Regions from separate parts of the Homo sapiens genome. Here region 1 is linked to region 2. The links are chromatin contacts, found by Hi-C in ENCODE. All regions are on one chromosome and are shown on one strand. The core of a region is the stretch at or near the end of the contact, and the rest is flanking DNA. Distances in the headings are between cores, read along the strand shown.

Region 1 (2,700 bases), core at 76-2,575, 2.3 Mb before region 2:
TAATATTTTAATCTCCTTCTGCATCAGTGGTTATCTCATTTCTCATTCTTGTATAATTTTGTTCTCTTTAAAAATCTGGGTCATGACAGGATTATCTATCTTATTGGTGTTTTCAAATAATACAAAAAAGAATTGGACTTACTTATTCAAGTTTTGAGGTTTTCTATTTTATTGTTATCTTTATTGCTTACTACCATTTTGTTCCTAATAAAGATATATACATATATCTTAATATATTTACATTAATAAAATATACATATTTGTAGTTTATATATTTTTTATTTGTGGGATGCCAAATTCTCTCTGGAGATTTAAAATTGTAACATGAACCAACCACCCACTCCCACACACTTATGGTTCTTACTGTGCTTATTTAAAAATTTTTTTCATAGCATTTATTTATGATCTTCTAACAAACCTTATGCTACTTATATATTGCTTATTGTTTATCCTGTCAATTTTACATGACTATAAAGTCGACAAGGGTTGGGAACTTCCGTCTGTTCATTGATGTATCCCAAAGCCTGGAATGGTACCTGACACAAGGTAGGTGTTCAATAAATTGTTAGATAAATAAATCATAATCACATGACTCATTTTACCCAGGCAAAGGGCAAAACAGGAATACTACAGGTATTCATTCATTCACCAAAATAGAGTTCAGCATTTACTATGTGTCAGAACTGTCCTGGTGTTGACACAAGTCCCCACCCTTACCAAACCAACTGTTTACTTTAGGGCATATGAACAGGAATGGGAGGCAGAAGGATATCGTGAATCAATGAAAAAATATATTGGCTTTACAAATGTACTCTATATTTCTTACTAATCTCAAATTGGCTACAGTACCTCGCTTTTCGATCCTATTTTCCTTTACTCCACAATCCTAACAGTTTAAAATGTCGGCTTGTCAAATCCTTTAAATGCAGAGGAGATTCCAAAAGAGACAAAGTATTTGGGTGGTAATCGCCCATCGACTTTACTACCTTTAATAGTTTACCAAAGCGCGCGAATGTAAAACCCAGACCATGGTAAGACTACGGTGGAAATGGAAGGTGTCTCACTGAGGGTCCCGGTTGCCTTCTGCAAAGGTGAAGGTCGTGCCGGCCACGCGAGGAAATCTGCCTCGCTCACAACTCACAGGCACACATCAACACTGCCAACCGAGGGAGCCCAAAATCACCGCAAGCGAAAGGCTCCGGCGGCGGCCACGGGCCACAGCCCGCCTCCGCGCACACGCAGCCCCTCCCGAGCCTCCACTCGCCGTCTTCGCCCCGCCTTCGGACCGGAAGGAGTTGTTGGCGCTTCCGGTGGCCTGCGACCCCGTAATTGCCTCGGTGATGTCGTGGGTTCAAGCAGCCTCCTTGATCCAGGGCCCTGGAGACAAAGGGGACGTGTTTGACGAAGAAGCAGACGAGTCGCTCCTGGCGCAGCGGGAATGGCAGAGTAACATGCAAAGACGAGTCAAAGTAAACGTGGTGTGGACGGCGCGGGGTGCTGGGTTGTGGGAAGAGGCGCGGAGTTGTGAAGAAGCTGGGTCCAGAGTGGCCCCAGCCTGGCCCGGCGCTGCTCTCTTTATCCCTAGGGACCCGGTCCGACCCGCGTCTTGCTAGGATTTCTCGATGGTTACTTGAAAGCGTGTAAAACAACAAGACGCATTCTTTGAGCGCCTACGGGATGCGTTAGAAACTGAGGACCGACCAAAATTAACTATGTGTAGACTTTGAACAGTTTGCAGTTTGTTGAGGATCACAGGGAAAGGAGCTGGAGAGAAACATACACTATACTTATTATGGCTGTCAAAGGACGTGTACGCAGTTTATATGGGTGGCTTGAATGGGTAGGGAGCCTAAAGTTAAGGAGTAGTGTTAATCAAGACATATTGAAAAGATGAACTAAAGCATGCTGTCAGAGGACAATAAGGGAAAGCTAATGTGGAATACTGGTGTCTAGGTAAGGGAATATTAAAGTTGGTTTCTTTTTTATTTGTTAGATGTAACTTTTTCATCTCTAATTTGTCTCACTATTCATTGAAACTAAGCTTAATTTCTGTGTGCAGCCTACAGTATTTCTGGGTGAGGACCAAATAGTGAGGTCCACATCCACTTAATATATTTGCCAACCATTAAATTGCCGCTAAAGCTGCAGTTGGGAATCTGCCCTGTTTAATATTTCAGTAGAGTGGTATTTGCTTAGCCCAAAAACCATGTTGTCAATTACAAAAATGCTTTATGTGAGACTGGGGCCACACTAATAAGTATTGAGCATCTTTTAAATGCTGTGGCACCGTGAGAGATGCAGAACGAAATCACTACCCACAGAGCTTTTGCAGGTTAGTTGAATTTAGGTATTATGCAAAATTTCTGAAACCAGACTTCTCATCATCCTTTTTTTTTTAAACAATTTCCTCTCTCTGCTTTGCCCTGTCTCCTCACCCACCCACACCATTCCAATCAGTTGGCAAGAGCCCAGATGTGTAATTTTCCATATATCCTTTTTGTGAAGACATTGCTAATGCTGGGTTTTGTTTTTTGTTTTTTGGTTTTTTTAATCTTTTGAAGTGATTAGAAAAGTTTATTTTGTGCTTAGGATATTTTTCTAAGGCATCACAGGTTACACATCCAAACTCTTCAATGGTATAATATTTTATATTCTAAAGGAGAGACCTTTAAAGAAAACTTGTACATTATGCTACTATAA
Region 2 (2,700 bases), core at 190-2,689:
GGGAAGGGAAAAGCAAAGTCCAGAGGCCTGGACAGAGTCCAGACCAACATCCTTCCTGCTGCAGAGCTTTAGGTGGTGGACCCACAGTGGGATGTCTCATGGATGCCTTTCACAACACGGATTTGGCACTCACTCTTTGTCAAGAAAGGGGCCAGGCACCAGGGGTATATGCCAGATTTCCCACTGATGGTTGAGCTCCAGGCCCTATAAGCCTACAAAGGCTGGCTCAAGGAGGCCAGCTGTGAACACTCATGGCCCTGCAGTCTACCCTATGCCAACTCTAATGCTGGCAGGTTTTCACCTCACCTGCATTATTTTCTGCCTTTGCTGTATTTTGAAAGACAAACAGAAGATTATCTAACAAATACTGAAGTAGTCATTGGGATTACAGGGATCCACATGGTCAAAGGAGGTGAGGGGCGAACAATGAAGCTGTGTGTCCCAGGAGCTGTCAGTGTGCACATGGCTGGTCTATAGCATGAGAAAGGTAGGAGGAGGGCAGTGGATGTCAGTTTATGAAGGATAAAGGTTGTCAAAGTATTCCAATTAGGGGGCCGTCACCTACTAGCCTTCTGCTTTAAGAAGACCAGCCTGGCCAGGCGTAATGGTTCATGCCTGTAATCCCAGCACTTTGGAAGGCCAAGGCAGGTGGATCACCTGAGGTCAGGAGTTTGAGACCAGCCTGGCCAACATGGTGAAACCCTGTCTCTACTAAAAATACAAAAAATTAGCGGGTGTGATGGTGGATGCCTGTAATCCCAGCTATCTGGAAAGCTGAGGCAGGAGAATCACTTGAACCTGGGAGGCAGATGTTGCAGTGAGCCGAGATAGAGCCACTGCACTCTAGCCTGGGCAACAAGAGTGAAACTCCGTCTCAATTTAGAAAAAAGAGAAGACCAGGCTGACTACAACCCCAGGGACAGTCAGTGGCTTACACAGATCTTCTGGAACCTGATGTTATACAATTTGAGGAGCCCTTCTTAAGCAAAAAAATTCAAAACCAAGAATATATAATTAGGTATAAAACTGAACAGTTATTTAGAATGAGAAGATAAACCTCAAAAAAAATAGAACTTTAGAATGATGATAAATACCACAACCATAGGTTAAAACATGAGAATTCCAATAAATCTCTTTTGCAGAATTCTCATCAAGGAGGAAAGGAAAATGTATGAGGCCTGTATAATTGTATACACAGCATGGCGTGCTATATTCCTGAAAGGAGACAACTTCTGTTTTGACTAGCTGTCATTGAAAACAAAGTCCTCTGCTTACGATTTTACATATCTGACTTTGGAAGAATTTTCCAGAGACCAGCTTCCTGCTTTGTATATTTCAAACTTTGCTTCTCCTTGATTCTGCATAAACGTCTGGTGTCAGATGCTGCAGGACAAATTCATATCACCAGATGACGTTTGACCCTCCACTTCCTGTCACGAGGCTGGGTGCGTCAGTGCAGGGGGCCGTAGGAGTATTCCTAGAAGCCGTTCCTACACCAGGATGACTAGTAATAACTTAACTGCATTCAGAAACAACTACCAACCACAAAAATATCCCCTACTGAACCCAAACTAAATATATTCGCAACTCAACTTCCTTTTAGCTGGGGCCCCAAAGTGCTGGTGACGACGCTGACACCCTAACAGTAGGTGCACAGAGGGGAAGTCGAAACAGAAAGGGGAAGCAGTCTTAACCAATTATGGCTAAATATAGCTCACTTTTAATACATTTTACAAAAATATATGACCATGTGAACACATTGCAAGGTCTTCCCCCAGCTCTTGTAAGGGACCGTGCAAGTGAGGCCCTGAGCTGAAGTTTATTAGTTTATTAGCTAACAGGTAGATCTTTCTCTGAGGACTCACAGATCTATCTGGTGGTCTGACTGCAGCTGAGGACCCCAATCTGGAGTAATAGTAAATAGCTGTAGAAGCCAAGGATCAGAGGCGAGGCAATGCCATTGTAGTGGAAGGGATACATTCGAATGGTAATTAGCAGGTGGAACCAAGATGATTACAGTTTGGAAGAGGACAGAGTTAAAAATGTGGCACCATCTAGTCTGGCACTTGCCCCTCTTAATTTATCCAAAACATTGAACAACACTTAATAACTTGTGCCAGGCATAGTGCTTGCTGCCAAGCAGAGGGGAGGGTGTGTGACCTGGGCTGTGAACTCATACTGGCCGGCTCGCTGTAGCGTCCCCTGCCAGCCTCAGCTCCAGAGGATGTCTGTTTCTCCTCTACTCAGTCAGCAAGGGATCTTTCTCTTTGTTCTTACGAATGAGGCCACCCATTAAGATGTGTCTAGATACTTTGGCTCCCAGGTCACACCCAACTATTGCCTCTTTTTGATCCAATATATACTTTTTCCGTAAACTGGTCAAAACCCATACTTACACAGAGATGGAAAGAGGAGTATAATTTCAAATTGCAAGGGGAAGCTGGATATAACTCAGTTTTTAAATCTCGAATGTATATATTTTTGGCCTGATTTCCCACTCTGAACCCCCAAATCAGTAAAATCACAAGGTGAATGCAAACAGGAAAGAGAAAGGAGAAAACATGTCTGCCAGCCCATAGATATGACCCTGGGGCCCTGGGGGAAAAGAGAAAGCAGGCACTTTCCCATCATTACGGCTGCACCACCGCAGTAATGATGCCCTGAGAACATGAAAGCCAGCAGTAGGGGAAACCCCACCAA

What was found. Hi-C counts contacts between places; a loop is a spot of excess contacts on that map. Pooled maps may share reads with other maps.
Region 1: a map of B cell shows a loop between it and region 2 (6-fold over the local background). The contact joins the promoter of YAE1 here to the enhancer-like site in region 2. A Hi-C loop is called at or near these places in 1 of 168 maps with a recorded cell type or tissue (B cell), 1 of 37 single-sample maps with no recorded cell type and 2 of 50 pooled maps.

What each region holds. Positions count from the first base shown.
Region 1 is chr7:39,565,079-39,567,778 of GRCh38, forward strand. YAE1 (YAE1 maturation factor of ABCE1) reads left to right here and starts at 1,326. Exons shown (of 3, transcript NM_020192.5): 1 at 1,326-1,469. The coding sequence starts at 1,341. YAE1-DT (YAE1 divergent transcript) reads right to left here and starts at 1,271. Exons shown (of 3, transcript NR_187579.1): 1 at 1,065-1,271. It also overlaps the pseudogene TMX1P1. RefSeq lists an enhancer at 1,163-1,612.
Region 2 is chr7:41,880,297-41,882,996 of GRCh38, forward strand. No RefSeq gene overlaps it. Among named protein-coding and RNA genes, the nearest start is that of INHBA, 180 kb to the left of the region's middle. RefSeq lists an enhancer at 1,143-1,692. Within about 2 kb of position 1,440, at least 12 of the 41 ENCODE cell types and tissues checked have a DNase peak (open chromatin) inside an H3K27ac peak, as active enhancers do; they include B cell, where a contact is called at or near this core.